Regions from separate parts of the Homo sapiens genome. Here all the other regions are linked to region 3. Evidence: chromatin loops called from intact Hi-C (ENCODE). Cell type or tissue: dorsolateral prefrontal cortex. All regions are shown on one strand. Each heading gives the region's core, and the rest is flanking DNA. Links, peaks and the distances in the headings are about the cores only. Region 1 overlaps DPP4 (dipeptidyl peptidase 4). Region 2 has its middle 38 kb from the start of SLC4A10. Region 3 overlaps LOC101929532 (a long non-coding RNA gene).

Region 1 (5,000 bases), core at 1-5,000, 120 kb before region 3:
CTTTGCCGTGGCATCCACACTAGCACATGGGGGCTGTCAATGATAGTTGCACCCACACCATATTTTAAATGCTATAGCCCATCTGCAGAGCAACCTGCCCACTGGTTCTTCCATCAGGCAACCAGCCTGTTGGATGCTATTCAGTGATTTAGGTTTAGGGCTTTTTAAGGGTACTGCCCAACTGTACCTACCTCTCACCTGCTTTACTTAAATCTTTGTGAAAAAAAACTGTACATAATTGGCTATGAGTAAGAAAATTATAGTCTCGTATATATATCTTACTTATGATAATACTGTAAGAAATTTCAATATATAGCTAAAGGTTTAGAGAGTCTTCTGGGCTCTAAAGGAATATGTTGAATTTCTAATAGGTTTTCTTAACTGAAATTTTATAATTAAAGTAATTATCTGATGTTGCTTTGTATTTCTAAATGAATGCATATTGTGACCTATATAGCATACGATAAAGACTGTAATTATGCAGAATACAGTAAGGGAAGCTATTGGAGTATCTCTAAACCACCTGTGTTATTTCTTTTAACAAGAATTTTGTTGGAAATAAAAATATGTATTTTCTAGAATAGATACAATTAAGAAGGTTCTTAAACCACTTATAAATAGGTTATAAAATAGGTATAGGTCCTCATCTCTTACTCTGTAATGGTCAAGGTTGTCTTCTGGAGTTGGGAGACCCATGTAACGTTCTGTGTACACTGAGTCTGTGAAAGAAAAAAAAATAAAAAAAAGTTTAATTCATACAATAACAACTTTTCTTGCTTTTAATGGGCCACTTCAGTGTTTCCATATGTATTCACTCATGTATAGGAATATAGAGTTACTCTCAGAAGTATCTCTATGTGGTTATGAAGAAGGAAAAGGGTGGCTAAAGCACCTTATGGGAGGTAATTTTTTACTTGGTTTGCTAATATAGCCAGAGATGCTAATTCCCAGATCCCTGCATACTCATACCTTTCCACACTCAGCCCTAACCCATTCTCAATTTTCCCTTACGATGGGGCAAAGGGAGATCAAACCAGATTATCTAAAATCCAATCAATAATCCACATGCAGAAAAGTCAAATGTGAAGTGCTAAGGGGTAAGGGATCTTAACATTATCATATGACCCTCTCAAAGAATTTTAGTTAGGAAGTCACTTAATGCCTCAATTGTGTTGAAATTTTTTGGTTATAATACAAGTATGTGCCCTGATTTATGATCATCTATTTCCTTTTGGAGACCCCTAACAATGTTCAATTACTAGTTGCTGATTTAAATCATATTTTATTTTGGAGATCAGACTGGGATTCACTATAATAAAAACAAATAATTCAGTTATCATTTATTTGCTGTATATCCCCATATTGGCTCAGCTACTCCATCATGATGCAAGTTTAACATTTGTTTTCTCTCATTTTGTGGTGAAGCCTCAATTTTTGTGGTATAACAGTTGAGCACTGTGAAACAGATTACATTAATATCTGTCTGCTGAAATGACATAAGCTCTTTTATCTATAAATATGGTTGAAAAACAGGTTGCATAATTGGTTTGGTTATTTTGGATAGTTAAACATATTTTGCCTGATTTTAAAAAATTAAATGATACATTATATATATTTGGCCTAAAATATCAGTAAAAAAATTATTGAGGCCAAATTGCAGTAAAACTTTAAAAATCTGACATAACTGCTTTGAAAACTGCCTCCTTAAGTGACCAGATTACAGTTAAAGAGTCTAAGAATTTTATCTTGCCATTGTGCTATCTAGGTTGGTGGCTTGAATTTCACTAAAATTTTACAAGTATTTCAAAACTGATTTCATTAATTTTAAAAATGGATATATTATCTAAATTCAACATTCTAACACTTTTTGAATGACTGGTATTGTAGATTACAAACTACACTAATGAGTGTTAGTTGCTCCATATGCATACTTTATGCCATTTCTATGAAAATCAAAATATTGTCCTCCAAAATTACTAACAGTGATATTTTATCATTTTGATTAACATGAATACTGACTATGCATAATTTTATATATTTAAAGGACACTAATATAAAAATAGAATATTTTAAAAGACACTTTAAAATATGAGAACTTCATAAAATGCTCATATCTCTTTTAACTTTAGCATTTAAATATTAATATCTTAGGTTGTACGTTAGATGGGAAAAATGGCTTTTAAGGGCGAAACACATTTTCCCCTAGGTAGCTGCAGACTTTAATTCTGCTTGTCATAGAACACAATACTCCTTTCTTATTTATGCTAACCAGATTTACATGTATAAGAAGATCTGAAATTTTAAAAATAACATTTAAAAAATATTATGCATAACTGCATAATACAATTGTAAACTTTTAAAAAAATATGCCTTGAAACACCATTTACGTATTCCTTTTGTCCCATCTTTGAATAAAATTGTTTAAATTTACACGTATATAAGAACTCTAGACAACTTCTATGTATTAGATTGGTCTATATACATTAAATGAAGTTTTCTTCTCATTTCATATTTTTAAACTTACAAAGATTTACTCCATTATTTTATTGACCACTAGAGGTCTCCAAAAACAAGCCATCCAACAGAACAATTAATATCAAGCAGAAAAATATTATGAAAACAAATTCATTGTGTGTAGATCAAATTATAACTGTGCCCTCCAATTTTCTTAACAGAAAGATATAAATGTATTTTTACATTGGTTTATCTTGACTGGGAGAGACTTTAAAGAGTCTTTTTCTCTGGGTACTACCATATTTCTGGATATAAAATATTTAATAAGCTATTCATCATCAGCCATTCTTTTCTTACACTAGACAGAAGACTTGAGATGGGGTTAGAAGAGGTGCAGGAAAATCAATTACCTCCTTACCACTTCTGAATCCCCCCTCCTCCCTCATCTTCCATCGCTTACTCCCTCCCCTTTGAGAATTGTAGTCTTAGAGGTAGGTGTATGATGCCTTATAAAATAATACTCTCTCGATGACAAAGAGCATATTCTAGAGTAGCTTTCACCTATTAAGAATGAAAAAAAACAACAACCCCCCAATGGGTGTTTCCACTGTTCCTCCTCTCCTCTTCCCATCCAAAGCCCTACTTGTATTTGACATTTAATTGATGGGAAAGAGATACATACTTCTCTCACTCTGCTAATATGTGAAACCCAAGAATCAAATCAGAGTAAAGATAAGGAATGATTTATCTGTAGAAATGTAGCATGGGGCTATTTTGAAATTCGGAAAACAGAATTTGTTGATAAAAAATCAAACGTGTAATAAAATATACCACCCAGCCTTGCAAAATAGCAGAATAAATGAGATCATCTTATTATAGGTATCCAAAAAGAACCTCTAAGATGAATCAGCCTATTATTCGCTGTAAAAACACTGAAACTCAGAAAGGAATGGCTTTGTTACTGGCATTTTGAGGTCAACACTCCGTATCTCTTTGTACCTGGCAGCAATTACATACCATAGTACTCCCACCGGGATACAGGCGCCACGGCTATTCCACACTTGAACACGCCACTTCCCGATCCCAGGACCATTGAGGTTACGTACCCTCCATATGACTAAGGAATGGAAACAGTTATTTTTATGGAGGTAAAAGAATAAGGACATATGGTAAGCGAGTCGCAGTTTCCACATTTCTCACATCTTTATATACTGTGCCTCTTTAGAGATAAAAAGCATGGTATAGGAGGCTTAAATTGGCCTTAATTGGACAGTATCTTTAAAGACTACACTTTCAGAGCCCTGATCCCTTTCTTGGTAGGTATATGGGGAAAACTACGGAAAATTTGCTGACCCTAGTGACTGGGTGGTACCAATTATAGAAGATTTAAAAACAATAACACGAAATCTTTACTGACTGATGCATAAGAAAAAGTCTCCCTCCTTCCTTCCCTTCCCTCTTCCCTCCCTCTTTCACTCCTTCCTTCTTGCTCTTTCTACCTCACCTCCCTGGCTCATCATAATAAACAAAGGTGTAAGCCTAACTCAGTGGAGATTCTGCAGAGTTACTGCCCAGAGACCTAAGACTTGATAGATGTGATTTTCACCTCCAAATATGTATATACAAAAGATAAAGTAACCTGCTCTGAGTGATATTCACTAACGAATGCATACAGATTCATCAGTCAACTACTCACCCAGCCCCAAATTGCAATTCGTTTGTTGTCCACAAATCCCATTTTTGAAAATTGTCTAAAACACAAGGAAAAAGTCCACAGATCAGTACTGCATTGTGTATAGAAAACTTAGATGAGGCACAAATGTGAAACCCTGCCATTTGTTCTCTGCTTCATTCTATTAGAGACTAAAAATTGCTGCCAGTAATCAAATAAACACCTGAGATAAATATCTATCATTTTAACCTAAGATCCAGATGAACATGGTTTACTTTTGTTGGAGTTCATAAAAATTGTGTGTGTGTGTGTGTGTGTGTGTGTGTGTGTGTGTGTATGATTCACAGAAAACAAATCCTGGCAGTTTTTTTCACAGTTTTATACAAAAATTTGCAGCCCAGATGCACTTTTCTTTACATAATTGAATTTAAATCTCTCCAGATGTTTTTCAGTTTGGGAGAGTCTGCCCCTGCAATGGAGAAAGATAAGGGCATGAAAAACTTCTGAGTAAGGGCTTAGAAATGTCTCCGGGCCCCCTACCTGAGAACTTAAACACCATTCTCTAAATAAATCCCTTCTTATGCTGGGTGTTGATTAGTTAGCTCAGTACCGTGCACTCAATAGAAATAAATTTTTCCTTGATGGATTAAGAAGTCTTCTTTGCCACAAAACTGTGTTCAGAGATGGAATCCAGGTAAAGAAATAAGAAAAATATTGTATGCACCTATTTCTTAATATTAGCCTGACATCAAAAGAAATTTTTTTTTACTTAAAAATACCTGACAAATGGAACTCAAATTTTTAGCATTGTGGGTGGTTGCAGACCTTTGCATTAACCTATCTTGATTTTGACAGTCTTTGTGTTTTCATGTAA
Region 2 (8,817 bases), core at 2,295-7,294, 540 kb before region 3:
ATAAATAAAATAATTTTTATCATGCAGAGTGTTATGTTAATTTTCACTGTTTTCTTCTTCTCATTTGCATCTATGGTCATCATCTTTCCTTGCCTTCAGTATTAGTATCTGTAAACTTTCTCTCTTCTGGAATAGCATTTATTCAAACCTTACGATATCCCTAATGTATTGGTGTATTTTTAAAAAGCCCATATACAATAACGCTTTATTTTTATGCTGTCTAAATCTTTTATTTAAAGACATCTGGTATGTTTGGCTCAGCGGACAAAATATGACAGTGCTGAAAAGTAGTATTAGCAATTCTTATGACTTTCTACATATTTTAAGTTGTTTAAGGCAGAAATTACATACTGTGGTGGATAGAGTAGCAGACTAAGAAAAATTTATCACTGACATGCTATTACTTACTTTTTTGTGACCCTGAGAAAACCAGTAGCCTTTTCTATGATTCTGATTTTTAACCACAATTTTATAGCTATGAAAGAAGAAAACAATTGTTCCAAATATCTGCACAATAGGAATACCGAGATTTCAAGAATAATTCTTTGTGTGTTTTCTTAAAATGTAGCATAATCTATTGCTACTGTTAGTGTTTCCAAAGTGGCAAGCTTGAATTCAATTTCTTGTAATAAGTAAAAACATGTCCTTTATATGGCCAGCGGTAACTTTTTGGTTTGAACTGCTATATGAATTAGGAATAAAAATATAATATTGGATTGAACTTCAACTTATCAGAAAAATTCTTTAACTATTAAGATATTTTAGGTATTAAAATTCAATTAGTATTAATATAAATTTGAAAAATTATTATATTTCAATTATGTTTAGCTGCTTATAGTTTTAATTCAGAGACATTAGTTGATTAAATACTGTCTCTGTAACTAGGCCTTGATAAATAATGCTATTGTGTGTGACATGGATAAGAATCAGGTCATAGTTTGGTATTTCAGCTTGTGTGCACTGTCCTTTGCTGAAGAGAAAACATCATCTTGGTTCAAATGATCAGTACTTGCTAATTTATTAGTGATTTATTTTCCTTAAACCTTGAAAGTCTTTTTGTTATATTTGCTGAGGGTAGGGTAAATAAATTTGTACTCACAAACCAGATGATCTCAGATGTGACTGATTCTGGCTACTTCTTTGATTTATGGAATGATTAATTTCATTATGAATATTTCACAATCATCTGGGAAATTGGTTAAAAAAAGAGGAACTTAATTTAATTTGCTATGGTATGTCTATAGGTATATTTATATCCCTCTTATTTAAGGCAAAGATGAAGATCTAGGCCAACTAGGGAACTCAATAGGCCATGATCGTTGGAAGTTGTGGGTATAGTTACTTGACATTGTGATTTCTGTGTATTTCTTTTTCAGACTGATGTTATTTAAAAATGGTGCCTGCTTAGTAGAGGTGCATAGGGAGAGGAATGTTGGATTTTTATGTTATTCACAATACACATGCCAGATATATTTTGCTTTCCTGAAAAAGTTGTACTATCTTTACTCCTCTAAATCTGTTGCCTTTCTAAGCATGATACCAAAGGCAAATATCCTGAAGAAAAGAGTGATAGATTTTACTACAAAAAATTTAAAACTGTCTGCCAAAATCCACTATAAACAAGATTGAAAGGCAACTGACAACTCGGAACAATGGGAGCAACACATATGGTGAACAAAGGGTGAAAATCCTTATAAAGAGCTCTTAAAATATAAGAGCATATTGCACATACCAGATCATCTTTTCATCTGGAGAGCTAGGTACTCTTATTATCTTTATTTTATAGATAGATAAAGAAGTTAAGGCTTAAAGGGGTCTTACAGTTAGTCATGAGTGAAAGATTCAAACCTGGGTTGTCTGACCCCAGAGTCTGTACTCTTAACCACTAAGCTACACTTCCCTCCATTTTTACAGGTGGCCAGAGACATCAACAGGCAATTTGCAAAGACACCCAATGGCTAGTAAACATATAATATTTATTTTCTCTCTGGAAAACAAATAATGGAAATGAAAATAACTAGAGAACATTTTGTCTATCAAACTGACAAAAGTTTTAAACAATGGTTATGTTCATTTTTGGCAAGATATGGAAAAACCAGACAATTGGTAAATCCTTTCATTGGGAAAATTACCCACAAAATCCCTTAAAACTCAGTTATAGTTTTTAACATTGTAATTTAATTTTTAGTTATGAATCCTGAGAAAATAGTTGTGTATATGTGAGATTTAGTTATGATGATGTTAACTCAATATTTGTTTATAATGCTAGAAACTGTAGACAACCAAAATGTTCAACAATAGAAGACTGATTAATTAGCATACATCTATAAAATGGAATGCCAGTAGTTGTTTAAAGTGATATTTTAGAGTTGTTTGGGCCGGGTGCGGTGGCTCATGCCTGTAATCCCAGCACTTTGGGAGGCCGAGGCGGGTGGATCACCGGCGGTCAGGAGTTCAACACCAGCCTGGCCTGGTGAAACCCCGTCTCTACTAAAAATACAAAAATTAGCCAGGCGTGGTGGTGCGTCCCTGTAGTCCCAGCTACTCAGGAGGCTGAGGTAGGAGAATCACTTGAACCTGGAGGAGGAGGTTGCAGTGAACCGATATCGTGCCACTGCACTCCAGCCTGGGAGACAGAGTGAGACTCTGTCTCAAAATAAATAAATAAATAAAAATAAAAATAAATAAATAAAGAGTTTTTGATGGCATTTTATGTGTTAAGGGAATAAATCAGATCATTAACTCATTAAGATTCCATTTAAAAATTGCACGTTATTGTATTGATAAAACACTGAAAATGTTTTTATGAAAATATTAACTGATTTTCTCTAGTTAGAATATGAGTGGGTCTTATTTTTAATTTTCCAAAGTTTCTACAATAAAGAAATTTTATTTTTTTAAAAACATAAAAGTTACCAGCCAGGCATGGAGGCTCATGCCTGTAATCCCAGCACTTTGGGAGGCTGAGGCAGGTGGGTCACCTGAGGTCAGGAGTTTGAGACCAACCTGACCAACATAGTGAAACCCCGTCTCTACTAAAAATACAAAAATTAGCTGGGCATGGTAGCGGGCACCTGTAATCCCAGCTACTCAGGATGCTGAGGCAGGAGTATCACTTGAACCTGGGGAGGCGGAGGCTGCAGTGAGTGGAAATCGCGCCATTGCGCTCCATCCTGGGCAACAGAGAGGGAGACTCCATCTCAAAAAAAAAAAAAAAAAAAAAAAAAGAAAAGGTTACCAGAAAGTTTCTTTAATTTACTTCTTTTTGCATGTAAGATTTTAAAAAAGTATAATCACAGATTTACAAGAGAAAAAATTTTGATCTTTCCATCCTTTTCCACATGGTGGATCTTTATTTTAGTCTTCTAATGGATAGTTGTCATAATGTTATTCCTGGGTAAACTTGAATGATGTTTTATTTATTATTTCCATGTGAATTTTTTTTGACTCTTTTTTTGGCCATAGTTTTATCATTATTTCTTTTCTTTAACTTCTTCCCATTTATATTTGCCGATTTCTACTCTTTCTAATATATTTCCTATATTCTGTTTTTTATTAGAAAAACTCCAATTTTTTAAAATTTTTAAACAATAATTTTAATTTATTTTAGAGTCAGGGGTTACATGTGCCTGTTTGTTACATAAGTATATTGTATTATGCTAAGGTTGGGGTACAAATCATCTCATCCCTTGGGTAGTGAGCATAGTACCCAATAGTTTTTTGGCTGTCTCCCTCCCCCGCTCCCTACTCTAGTAGTCCCCAGTATCTATCGTTGCCATCTTTATGCCTATGAGTATCCAGTGTTTAGCTTTTAAATTCATTGCTTGTTAATAAAATATACCAGTGTTCAAAATTTTCTTCTTTTCTACGGAATAAAAATTTTGCAAAATTGGCATGAAATTTGTTGTGCAAAATGGAAGATGCCAGCTTGCTTATTTTACTTTATATTATTTAACAGAATTAAGATTACATAACCTAGTTCTCAATAACTGGTGGTATTTGTTGATAAACTTCTATTGATATGTTAATTTTCTGTTAACGTGGGACTTATTAGTTACGTCTCGTTCCTGAATTCGTGAAACCTCCCCTCCCCCAAACAAATGCTCTCTCTCTCTCTCCTCTTCTTTCAGTAAGTCAATTTATATTTGGAGACATGGCACAGTAGTAGATGATTCAAGCTGAGAAAGAACGAAAAAAAGATCTCTGGCACTCATTCCTTGCTTTCGTATGAGCTAGCTCCCGACAGGTATCTAGTATATGCTGAGTTTCCTGTCTTTCTCATATATATCAGGCAGAGTAAAGCAGGTAGGAATCAGAGGCCTCAAATTAATGTCTGTAAATCCTGAGGAAATATTTTGAGGCTGCAGTAGACTAAACGATGCTAGATTTGGTTTGATTTGCTGTAATTCTATCATTTGAACACTAAGTGGCACTAAAGCCTAGGTCACAGATAACATATTGTCAATTTAAATTCTAAGATTTGGGGTCTATTGGTGGGTAAATGGCTTTGGAAAAGTGAAAAAAGGATTAGTAAGAAAGTATTCTGAGCTTAAAGAAAGACAGAAAAAATAGTTTTACAATCAGTTATTTTTGGGAACTGGAAGTTTAACCAAACTCTCTTGCTTTTATTTGCAAGTTATTTAAAAGCAAGGAGTAAACCGCTCTTAAAATGACCAAAGATGATTAACCTCACTGGCACCTATCCTTGAATATTTTCCCTTTTTCTTTGAAGGGAAGGAAAATCTATACTTAGAAGAAGGTTTTCAGATGGAAAGCACCCATATGCACGTTGAACCTTAAGCTCTTGCGTACCCATAGATGACAATACCCATAATAAACATTTTTTTCAACGCTTTTGAGACTATTTACTTATACCTATAATATGTATTTTTACATTTGACCTAATTTGGGAAATGTCAGTATAATTTGAGTTAGAAAAAAAGATCAGAATTTGGTTATTTTGGAGAGGAAAGAAAATCATATGTTTTATTGCTTATCTGAACTTTAAAAAATTAAAATAATCTTTCCCAAGATTTATTGAGATATATAATTGATAAATAAAAATATATATGTTTAAGGTATAAAATGTAATGATTTGATATACATATACATTGTGAAATGATTAGTACAATCAAGCTAATTAACACATTCATAACCTCGAAGCTACCATTATTTATTTCCAGCTTTATTGAGGTACAATTGACAAAAATGTATATACGTATGGTGTATGACGTGATATTTTGATGTATGTATACATTGTGAAATGATGACTACAATGAAGCTTAACATATCCATCACCCCACATAGTTATCTTTTTGTGGGGAGAAACATTTAAGATCTCTCATAGCAAATTCCAAGTACGCAATACATTATTATTTATACTCACCATGTTGGACATTAGATCTCCAGAACTTGTTCATCTTGCGTAACTGAAGCTTTGTGTTGTTTGACCACCATCTCCCCATTTCCCCAGCTTCCTAGCCCTGGGGCAACCACCATTCTACTCTCTGCCTCTATGAATCTGACTCTTTTAGCTACCTCAGATAATTGGAATCACGTAGAATTTAACTTCTGTGACTGGCTTATTTCTCTTAGCATGGTGTCCTCCAGGTTCATCCATGTTGTTGCAAATGACAGAATTTCCTTCTTTTTCTAAGGCTAAATGGTATTCCATAGTACGTGTGATATATGGAAAAGGAAGTATATACATACATACACACACATACACACAAACCCCACATTTGCTTTATCCATGCATCTGCTGTTGGACACTTAGACTGATTCCATGTCATGCCTATTGTGAATAATGCTGCAATGAACATTGGAATATAGAAATCTCTTCAAGATACTGATTTTATTATCTTTGACTATATACCTAGAAGTGGGATTGCTGGAACATATTATAGTCCTATTTTTAATTTTTTTGAGGAGCTTTCATACTGTTTTTTCATAATGGCTGTATCATTTTACCGTCCTACCAACAGTGTACAAGGGATCCTTTTCACATTCTGGCCAACATGTTATCTTTTGCCATTTTGATGACAGCCATTCCAACAGAGGGGGCATCCTTATTTTGTTCCTGATCTTAGAGCTTTCAACTTTTCATCACTGAGTAGAATGTTAGCTGTGGGACTGTAATATGTAGCTTGTATTATGTTGAGGTATATTCCTTCTATACATAATTTGTTGAGAAGTTTTTTATCATAAAGGGTACAGAGTTTTGTCAAATGCTTTTTCTGCATCTATTGTGATTACCATGTGATTTTTATACTTTTCTGTTAATGTGGTATATCATATTTATTGATTTGTGTATGTTGAATCATCCTTGCATCCCAGGGATAAATTCTAATGGTGTATGAGCCTTTTAATATGCTGTTAAGTTCTGTTTTCCAGTAACTCAAGATGTTTGCATCTGTGTTCATCAGGGATATTGGTATGTAATTTTCTCTTCTTACAGTGTCCTTGTCTGGTTTGGTATCAAGGTAATTCTTGCTTTGTAAAATGAGTTTGGATTTGTTCCCTTCGCTTCAGTTTTTTGAAAGAGTTTGAGCTAGGGATTGGCACTAATTCTTTATTAAATGTTTGATAAAATTAACCAGTGAAGCCATCGGGTCCTGAGATTTTCTTTGTTGGGAGATTTTTGTAAAATTACTGACTCAATCTCTGTATCTGTTATTGGTCTGTTCAAATTTTCTGTTTCTACAGGATTCTATCTTGGTAGGTTGTATGTGACTAGGAATCCATCAATTTCTTCTGGATTATCCAAATTGCTGGCATATAATTGTTGAAGTAGTTTCTTATTATTCTTTGTATTTCTGTGGTATCAATTGTAATGTCCCCCCTTCATTTCTGATCTTACCTATTTATTTGAGTTATCCCTCTTTCTTTCTTAGTCTACCTAAATGTTTGTCAATTTGGGTTATGCTTTCAAAAAACAGATTTTCAGTTTCTTCAGTCTTTTATGTTGTTTCTCGAATCCCTATTTCATTTATTCCTGACCTTTTTTATTCGTTTCCTTCTTCTAACTTTGGATTTAGTTTTTTTTTCTAGTTCCTTGAGGCATAACATTAGATTGTTTATTTAAAATTGTTCCTCTTTTTTGATATAGGCATTTGTTCTTATAAATATCCCTCTTAGGATTGCTTTTTGCTGCATCCCGTAATTTCTGGTATGCTATGTTTCCATTATCATTTGTCTCAAGGTAGTTTTTGATTTCCTTTTTGATTTCTTCTATGGCCCATTGGTTGTTTAGGAACATGTTTAATTTTCACATATTTGTGTAATTCTAACATTTTTTCTATTGTTGATTTCTAGTTTCATGCCATTGTCATCCAGAGAGGTACTTGACATGATTTCAGTCCTCTTGAATTTGTTAAGATTTGTTTTGTGGCTTAACATGTGGATTTGTTTTGGAGAATGTTCTGTGTGTACTTGAGAAGGATATGTATTTAGCTGCTGTTAAATGAAATGTTCCATATATGTCTGTTAGCTTCATTTGGTCTGAAATGTAATTCAAGTCCAATGTTTCCTTATTGACTTTCCATCTAGATGATCTGACCATTGTTGAAAGTCAAGTAGTGAGGTGCCACCATTACAGTTTTGCATCCTATTTCTCCCTTCAGATCATTTAATTGTTGCTTTATGAATTTAGGGACTCTGATGTCAGTTACATATATATTTACAACTTTATTTATTTATTTTTAATTTTTTTATTATACTTTACGTTTTAGGGTACATGTGCACAATGTGCAGGTTTGTTACATATGTATACATGTGCCATGTTGGTGTGCTGCACCCATTAACTCGTCGTTTAACATCAGGTATATCTCCTAATGCTATCCCTCCCCCCTGCCCACCCCCCCACAACAGGCCCTGGTGTGTGATATTCCCCTTCCTGTGTCCATGTGTTCTCATTGTTCAATTCCCACCTATGAGTGAGAACATGCAGTGTTTGGTTTTTTGTCCTTGCAATAGTTTGCTGAGAATGATGGTTTCCAGCTACATCCATGTCCCTACAAAGGACATGAACTCATCATTTTTTATGGCTGCATAGTATTCCATGGTGTATATGTGCCACATTTTCTTAATCCAGTCTATCATTGTTGGACATTTGGGTTGGTTCCAAGTCTTTGCTATTGTGAATGGTGCTGCAATAAACATACGTGTGCATGTGTCTTTATGGCAGCATGTTTTATAGTCCTTTGGGTATATACCCAGTAATGGGATGGCTGGGTCAAATGGTATTTCTAGTTCTAGATCCCTGAGGAATCGCCACACTGACTTCCACAATGGTTGAACTAGTTTACAGTCCCACCAACAGTGTAAAAGTGTTCCTATTTCTCCACATCCTCTCCAGCACCTGTTGTTTCCTGACTTTTTAATGATCGCCATTCTAACTGGTGTGAGATGGTATCTCATTGTGGTTTTGATTTGCATTTCTCTGATGGCCAGTGATGATGAGTATTTTTTCATGTGTCTTTTGGCTGCATAAATGTCTTCTTTTGAGGAGTGTCTGTTCATATCCTTTGCCCACTTGTTGATGGAGTTCTTTATTTTTTTCTTGTAAATTTGTTTGAGTTCATTGTAGATTCTGGATATTAGCCCTTTGTCAGATGAGTAGATTGCAACAATTTTCTCCCATTCTGTAGGTTGCCTGTTCACTCTGATGGTAGTTTCTTTTGCTGTGCAGAAGCTCTTTAGTTTAATTAGATCCCATTTGTCAATTTTGGCTTTTGTTGCCATTGCTTTTGGTGTTTTAGACATGAAGTCCTTGCCCATGCATATGTCCTGAATGGTATTGCCTAGGTTTTCTTCTAG
Region 3 (8,817 bases), core at 2,326-7,325:
GGCCTTCATAAAGTGCCCTTTACACAGACGCTGGCTTGTCAGTATTGCTACATATTTCCACCCAGCCCTGTGCCATCCATACCTGGCACCCAGTCTCAAGATCTGATGCTGATTCTCTGGTCTCTCTGGACCAAGCCATCAGATGCTTCTGACTCAGTTGCCCAGGATTTCTGTGTTAGAAAGAAACTGCCTGGGAACTGCTTCTTGATTTTTCTGGATCAGGCTTCTAGTCCCAACTCTGTTAAAATTCCTGGTATAATCTTAGACAGTTGTTTTAACCTCTGCAAGCCTCAGTTTCTTCATCTATATAATTAGGATAACAATAGTTGTGTTGCCTAGGGATACTGTGAAGAAATCAATTAATAGATGTGAAAACACTTTGTAAAAGTTAGACAGTAAATATATGCATGGTAGTACATATATATGCATTAGTACAATCTGGTTACCACGCTGAAGTTGGGATTTTTGATATTATTACCCTTATCTTTACCCTTCCCTGTCATTGCTGCATCTCTTGGCTTTTTGCTTAGATCCTTGATCTTCAGGACCTGATGTGCTGAATGTCAATATCCATCTGCTCACTGAGATGATCTTATCAGGCTCAATGTCTTCCTGTCACGTCATGCAAAGGTCATTTTCTCGCTCTCTTTCAGTCCCAAGTGAGCCACCTGAGCCTTCTCTCTTCAACTGCTTTTCTTTCTGACCTAATCTCCTAATGAATACGGAGACCTGTGCAATTCCAACCAACACTCTGCTCTTTTCTTCCTTCATAGCTGTCACACAGAGGAAACCCAAGACAGCAACATATTCTGGAAGCCAGGTGAGGAGAGTTTCTAAGAGGGAGAGAGTGAAAAATTCTGTCAAATGTCAAATTCTTTTCAAGGAAGATGAAGCCTGAGAATTGAGCACTGGATTTAGCAATGTGGAAGTTACTGGTGAGCTTGATAGGAGCAAATTGGGGGAAAAAATGAAATAAATTTCAATTAGAGTAGGTTCAACAGAGAGCAGGAACAGCTAAATTAGAGGCAATGATAAACAGCTTTTTCAAAGAGCTGTGTTTTGTTTTGTTACTTTTTTTTCTTAAGGTAAGGAAAAGAATGGGCATTAGCTACAAAGACAATAGGATGATGAAAGGTTTTACCAGACAATACAGACAAAAAAGAGAGGATACACTGATGAGAGAGGAGAGAAGAAAATGGCTGGAACAATGACTTGAGTAGGTTAGAGCAGAGGGGATCCAGGGCTGTACTGGAGGGGCTGGCCTTCAGAAATGGGGATGGCTCAACTATATCGCAGGAAGAGAGTTGGAACATGTGTACACACATGCATCAGGGGAGGACATGGAGGGTGTCTTCTGATGGCTTCAGTTTTCTTAGTTACACAGGAAGCAAAGCCATAAGCTGGGAATGAGGATGGGGGAGGAGGTGTTGGAATCTGAGAAGAGAGAAGGTAAGAAATAACCACATAGGAGAGTAGAACAGTAAATTATCTAGGGAAATACAGTACAATTGCTAGGCAGTGTTAATCGCCCTGGTAATGTTAATGATCATGAATCTATATTGATGTCGTTAGTGGATTTTTCTCTAGATATATTCATTTGTGTGAGTGTAGTCACAGTGTAGGCAGAATGTCAAATTTAACTAGGGTTTGGCTTTATCCAAGAGAGTTTGATGAACAAAAGTAAGGCAGAGAAGTTGGGGGCAAATTTAAGGGAGTGATTATAATGAGTGACCATGAAATTTAAGCAAGATAATGAGGAAGTAAGTGAGGCTGCAAGGAAAACCAGCAGGATCAATAGACTGAAGACGGCAGGATGGATTGAGCCAAGTGACTAATTAGGGAAGAGAGTTCCAGGCAGATTGTAGTTGTTTGTGAGGTTGGGGGACTATTGGAATTGGGGTTCAGGAAATGAGTTGAAAAATAGCAGTTATTGACCAGAATAGTAAGCTGCTTAAAATTGATGTTATGGAGGGTTTGCAGTTATGGTAAAAGTACAATTGTTTATCCATGGGAATAAGTGGCCAAGGTAAAGAGGAGAACAATATCTCTAGAAGTGGGGAGGCCAAGGAACTGAGAGAACAGACATTGGAAAGGATCTGCTATAGGGATACTGAACTCACTAATAAGTAGGAGAGAATTAGAGGTAGACAAAGTGAAACATAAGTTAATTATCTCCAAAGATTAACAAGCAGTAACCAGGAAGTGCTGGTGATATATGGTGGCACGAGGGTAGAGATGACCTCAACAAACCCAGTCACTTCCAGAATGCATACAGATCTGGCTTAAAATGTTCTGGTCAGGCTGGGCTCAGTGGCTCATGCCTGTAATCCCAGCACTTTGGGAGGCTGAAGCGGGCGGATCACGAGGTCAGGAGACCATCCTGGCTAACACGGTGAAATCCTGTTTCTAATAAAAATACAAAAAAATTAGCCGGGCATGGTGGCGGGCGCCTGCATCCCCAGCTTACTCAGGAGGCTGAGGCAGGAGAATGGCGTGAACCCGGGAGGCGGAGCTTGCAGTGAGCCGAGATCGCGCCACTGCACTCCAGCCTGGGCGACAGAGAGAGACTCCGTCTCAAAAAAAAAAAAGACCTTGCTGGTCATTCCACACAAGCAAGTGGGTAATGAGGGACCATTGTTTCATGCTAGTGTTCTTATTCTCGCCATTATTTTTTTTCAGTTTTAATTGAGCTCGTGAATATTAGAGAAGAAAGAAAAAAAGGAAAGAATGTGGAGTGATGATAATTCAGTTAGTTTAATCCAGCTCAGTAATTAGTTTCAAAGTGTGGTTTGGGAACCCCTGGGGTTCCCTAAGACCTTTTTTCAGGTCATAACTATTCTCCTAATGATACTAAGATGTCATTTGCTGTTTTTGCTCTTTTCGTCTTGGGAGTGTACAGTGAAGTTTTCCAGAGGCTAGATAACTTATGATAGCAAAATATGATAATAAACACTGAGTACAGAAGCAAACATGAGAATCCACCTGTCTTCTATTAAGTCATGTAAAACAATGGCATTTTTCTTGTTATTTTTCCTGTTTTGGAATACACAGTCTTTTTCATAAAAAGTATTATTTATGTTAACTTGTAATGGAACTATTCTTTTAACTTAAATCAATAAAATGAATATTTAGGACTTTCTGTTTAATTTTGGATATGTTAAATGTTAATCGATATAGCCTGGATAAACAAAAGTCCTTTGGGGATAGCCAATTTTTAAGAGGGGCCTGGAGACCAGAAAGTTTGAGAAGCTCTGATTTTTGTCACTTACTAGAAGGCGAAGACTGGGAAGCCTGAGAGGTTGGACATATCGAGAGAAGTGGAGGTGAAGGGTCCTGCATAAACACTTCTAACCACTGTGACCTGCAACATGTTATAATATCAACTCCCTGAGGCTCTAGCAGGGGACATGCACAGGTCATAAAGTTTCTCTCCTAGCTATGGAAGTTCTCCTTACTTTGAATATCACTAGATGTATTTATTGAATTAGTAATTGTTATGAAAAATTGAGCAATAAATCAATCTGTATAAGAAAATGGTATATCTTTGAAATTTCCATAAAGCTCAACTGTTTTAAAGGCTTAGAAGTTTGCCTTTCTTTTTTGATTATGAAAGTAATACATGTCAGTATAGAAAATGTAAAAAATTCTGAAAAGCATTAAGTGACTAGGAGTTAGTTATAATTTTACCTCTCAGAGAGAATAAGTTAGCTTACTACCCGTTTTCTTCTGTCTCTATTTTTTAAACAAATATGTTACCATGCTGTATATATCATTTGAAATCATTATGTTTAATGGAGCAAAATATCCCATTTGAATTATATAATAATAAATTTAGCCAATCTACCTATAGTTAGTTAGATGTGAAAATATCCCCTCCATTTTTTTCATCTTTTATAATGTATGTTTGAATATGCTTCTCTCTATATCTCTATATATTACTTTATTCTGCACATGCACACACACACACACACACACACACACACACGCCAAAAACTATGTATATGCAGTTGTCTACATCACTGTTTCAAAGCATTCATTTTGCTGAAGGAAATAAATACTGCAAAGTTGGAACTTCCTTCCAAATTGACTTATATCTATTGTTATTGCTATTTTTAAATTTATTAGCAATTCCAATACAAGTGCCATTGTAGAATTTTTTTAAAAAAACTGATTAAATAAACCTAAATTTCATTTGGATAAATTAATGGATAAAAAATATTTTGAAAACAAAAACATAATTGAAGATGAATACTGGTGACAGCAGGTTTTAGAAGGTATTGTAAAACAAAAATAATTAAAACAGCGTGGTTTTATAGTAAGGATTGACAGATAAAGGAAAGAAATTCCTAGGAAATATTGTCTAGCACACTTAAAAATTTAGTATATGGTTAAAGGCAGTATCACAAATAAGTAGTGACACTAATGAATGTTCAATAACCAGTGCGAAAATATCATTAACTCTGTGGAAAGCAATAAACAAAAACAAAAACGCAAATCCCATTTAAGTTATTGAGATAATTAGAATAAAAGATGTATGGTGCCATCTAGTGGTTAAACGTGTAATTGCATACATACTGTTCTATGTAGAGTCTAATGGCAGAAATTTAAACCTGATGGAGAATTGAAGGGAGGTAAATTATTCATTAATAAAAAGGTTTACATCTCACACTTCAGCACTAATTTAAGAAAATATTTTTAAATACTGACTGTTTCCGAGAATATTATAAACGGTAGCCTATATAGTGATCCTGCATGAACATACAAGAAATTGCAGTTCCAGACATTCACATAAACAAGCATGCCAACCTGTCAGACTTTTTTTTAGTAACACAATGAAACAAAAGAACAATTTGAGTAAAAGCATGCTGATTGGAAATTCATACATGAGAGCAGAGCCTGCCAGCAGTTATAGTTTTGAATAAAGAACACCAGGGGAGCAACCTGTCCTCTGGCCCATGGGGACTAATGGAGAGCCAGAGCTTGCCCTGGGCCAGTGGCCAGTGCAGTTGGGTAGTTCTTGGTCTCAGTGGAGACTGCACATCTCCCAACTGGCCTCAGGCACAAGCTATACACACGCAGCCATCTCCACACTGGGTCTGTGCCTCCAGTCTTCCCATCCATCAGTCCATGGAGGCTGCTGCAAGGATGCGTGGCTAATCTAGAAAGCAGCCCTGCCTTCCATCTCTGGGAACGCACTCTCCTTCCCATTCAGTGGCTGCAGCAGCAGCTGCCCCGTTGGAATGCACAGAGCTTCCTGGCCCCAGCTCCTTGGTCCAGAGATGAGCTCCTAGACTAAAGCTGGGCCTATACGTCTTCTTCCTTGGAATTTTGAATTTGGAAACAAGAGAATTGGGCCAGTCTGTCTCTGGATTGTCAAGACTGGGAGCTTAAAATTCAGAAGCTTTGGGTGTCCATTAGTGTAAGCTGGAGAAACAGAAAGAGCAAGTGGAGAGGAAGAAGCCCAAAGAAGCAGCAGCGGGCGATGAATGAGGCAGCACCACTGTGCTCCCCCTCCCTAGCTCTGTTGCTTTGCTCTTTTTGGATGCTCAGTTACTCCTTGGATTCCTTGGATTCCCAGTATTCCTCAGATAAGCCTTTCCTTTTGCTGAAGCAAATGTAAATGTTTTTCTGTCCTCTACATTTAAAAGTGTGCTAATAAATATTTTGAAAGGACAAATCTGATCTGTATCATTCAACAGCTGCTCATTACCTGCACATCAAGTGCAAATTCTTTAGCATGGCTTTTGAGGCCTCTCATGACCTCTGAAGCCTCATCTCTGACTTGCCCTTGCTTTCTCCCTTCTCCCAGCCCCCCTCCCTCCTCCCTGTCTGTCCTCCATGCTCCAGCCACATTCCAATGCTTCTCACTTTCCACACTGCTGCATTCTACCAGCTTCTCACCACACCGTTCCCTCTCCATGAAATACTTCTCCACCACTCTTCCTCCCCCAGAAGCACTGAATCATCCTTCAGATCCCAGCTTAGGCATTATTTCCTCCCAAAGTCCTCTTAGGACCCCTAAGACTGGGTTGTTTGCTCTTCATATGCTATCCCATAGCACCTTGTTCGTAACTGTGTTGTAGCTTTTATTGCTTGGCATCAAAATGGCCTGTTTATTTGGAGGAGACACTAAGCTCTGTGAGGGAAGAACAGTATTTGCCTCACTGTTGTACCCCCCGCCCCAATGCTTTATACTTTACCTAGAATACAGTTTGCGCCCAAATATTTGTTCAATAAACAAACGAATATATACAGAGAACCATGTCTCTTATCTAAGTGAGAACAACTGAGGCCCAAGTGTGCTGTAAACTTTTTTTCAGGAAAGTGTCCAATCAGCCTCATTTCTGCTTAGACTAGGGTCTGTAAATCTCTAATAATATTTTTGAGAGCTGCTGTCTCAGGCTTCACAACCAGACAAATGCTTTTAATGTATGCAACTTTCTCTTATGCTAAATCAGAGCGAAATGCACATGAATCGATATAAAGATTATCTGCATTTTGTGGACATGGGTGGTCCAGACACCCACAAGGAGATAAATAAATGTTTGAGGTGGGTCCTTCAATGATTTTTACAACGGATGCCAATTTGGCAAGCTTGACTGGGCCCTACCAGTGTGAGGAACCATGATTTTGGTATGATGTTGGGGAATTTGTGGCTTCCATCTGCTGGTTATCTCACAAAATGTAGAGCTGAGAAAAATCACATACTGATTAAATCATAGAATCCCACACTTGGAAGGGACTTCATGAGATGATCTGGGCCCGCCTCCTGAAGGTCAATGCATAAATCATCTTGTGCAGATGGCTGTTTATACTATTTTTAAAGCTCTTTAAGGATGGAGATTACACAGCTTCCCTTGGTAGTCTGATCTTCATGGTCAAGAACTTCCTTTTTTAAAAGCCCAGCTCCTCACTGCAGTTTGGCTCATTTCCTCTTTTTGTCAGCTCTCTGTGAACATGGAGAACACATGATCAACCTTTCCTGCTAATTATCTCTGGCCCACACCTGTACCCTAGCAATTAATTATTAGGATTTATGCTATTTTTCCCCTCCCAAGCTATGCAGTTGCAATTCCTTAATTTTTTTCAGAAGACTTATTTTTTTCCTCCTCAATTACTTTTGTAATTTATACTTTTTCTCCTTAGAGTCTGTCCCATAGCTCATTATATAAAACTAGTAATAGCAGCTCTCCTCAAGTCCTAATCAGCTGTAAATAAACAGCAAAGCTTTCATCTTTTCTTACTCCAGTATCATATTTGCTGTTTAGATCACAGCACTTCCTTTTTGTTTGTGGTGTAGATTAGGTTCCACAATAAACTTCAAGCCTTTTACTGTCAAACTGCTACTTTCTACATGTCATATCTGTGTAATTCGCCTTTGTTTTTTTGATAGACTGAGTAATGCTCCCCCACCCCAAAGATGTCCGTGTCCTGGTCCCCAGGACTGTGAATATGTTACCTTGCCTGGCAAAAGGGACTTTGCAGATATGAGTAAGGACCTTGAGATGGGGAGAGTATCCAGAATTATTCAGGTGGGCCCAATGTAATCACAGGGGTCCTTATCAAACAGAGGCCCGGAGGATCTGGGTAGGAGAGAAAAGATGGCCGCAGAGATGAGAGTGATGGGCTTTGAGGATGGAGGAAGGAGCCACAAGCCAAGCAATGCAGCCGCAGGAGCTGGAAAAGGCAAGGAAACGGACTTTCCCCTGGAACTCCCATGGAGAAGCATGGCCCTGACCTGCCCACACCTTGATAGTAGCTCATTGAAACCTGTTTGGGCTTCTGATTTGCGGAGATGTAAAGCAATACATTTGTGTTGTTTTAAGCAGCTAAGTTTGTGGTGATTTGTTACAGCAGCAATAAGAAACATACAATTTACTAATATAATAATCTGTGCTTGTCTTGAACGTCATGGTCTTATTCAACAGAGCATTTTTTGATTTATAGAGGTTTCTTGATACTGTGTTCTCATCATCCAAAGCCACATCAAAATGAGTGGTTATTTACTAGACTATTGATAACCTTAACTTCTTATCAACTGTTTTAAAGTAATTTATGTACTAGAGGATTCCATTTATTGAACAGGTTCTATGTACCACATATTTGAGCTTGGAATGTGCTATCTCACTTAAGCGTGACAACAAAACCACAAGGCAGAGATTATTATCGGAGCCCCATTTTACTGGGGCTTGGAGCAGTGCAGCAGTGCAGCTAGTTGCTAATGGAGCTGACAGTCAAGCTCCAGCCTGCTTGATTTTAAAGTCTATCCTCTCTCTACCATGATGACCTGCCACTGTGCTGTGCTCACTTTCTCTAGTGGAGTACAAAATTGTGAAGAATCTGAAGCATTGAATTTTCAAGGAAGATGTGTTACTATATGTAATTTTCTTGGGAAAAAAAAGCTGGTTTCCTAGAAATGCTATGTAATTATTCCAGATGTCAGATTGAAATGATTTCAAACACCCAAACCAAAATTATAATTGTTGAAAAGTGAGAGGGATCACTCAAAAACATTAGTTGGGAAAGCAAAAGCTCTCTCTGTCTTGGCAGGAACCTATACTTTCCCTGGGGAAATATCATTTCTAAGGAGCAAAACTTCTGAATTAGTTTTCAGCAAAGTATGCTTTAAATTCTTCTGTCCTATGAAAGTTTCTGACATCGTGTCATTCTTCAGTTGAATTCTGTTGCCTACATAATTTGACATGTGAGACAAGGAGGGATGCTATTTTACTTCCATGATCCTCTTCCTTTTCTCGGTTCTCTCTGTTTGGAAGAGAGGAGAGTGCAACTTTATTTTTAATACTAACCTTTTCCAGC

What was found. A loop is a pair of places that touch in the nucleus more often than their neighbours do. Peaks named below come from ENCODE experiments on the same cell type or tissue, not always from the same donor. Only the 100,000 strongest peaks of a DNase experiment are listed, where the experiment ranks them.
Region 1: it touches region 3 in a loop (10-fold over the local background); 102 of 110 quality-filtered maps call a loop at or near these places.
Region 2: a loop joins it to region 3, with 10 times the contacts of the local background. A loop is called at or near these places in 55 of 110 quality-filtered maps.

What each region holds. Positions count from the first base shown.
Region 1 is chr2:162,005,091-162,010,090 of GRCh38, forward strand. It overlaps DPP4 (dipeptidyl peptidase 4), which reads right to left. Exons shown (of 26, transcript NM_001935.4): 21 at 4,151-4,205; 22 at 3,472-3,571; 23 at 655-719. Among named protein-coding and RNA genes, the nearest start is that of DPP4, 67 kb to the right of the region's middle. In dorsolateral prefrontal cortex, for the core only: a CTCF peak has its summit at 2,552 (motif pointing right); no DNase peak of the experiment used is centred there; H3K27ac peaks cover 1,038 bases.
Region 2 is chr2:161,582,326-161,591,142 of GRCh38, forward strand. No RefSeq gene overlaps it. Among named protein-coding and RNA genes, the nearest start is that of SLC4A10, 38 kb to the right of the region's middle. In dorsolateral prefrontal cortex, for the core only: CTCF peaks have their summits at 4,417 and 4,616; no DNase peak of the experiment used is centred there; H3K4me3 peaks cover 471 bases; H3K27ac peaks cover 645 bases.
Region 3 is chr2:162,119,460-162,128,276 of GRCh38, forward strand. The region is part of intron 1 of LOC101929532 (a long non-coding RNA gene); the gene reads left to right. Among named protein-coding and RNA genes, the nearest start is that of GCG, 28 kb to the right of the region's middle. In dorsolateral prefrontal cortex, for the core only: CTCF peaks have their summits at 4,553 (motif pointing left) and 4,752; no DNase peak of the experiment used is centred there; H3K27ac peaks cover 1,880 bases.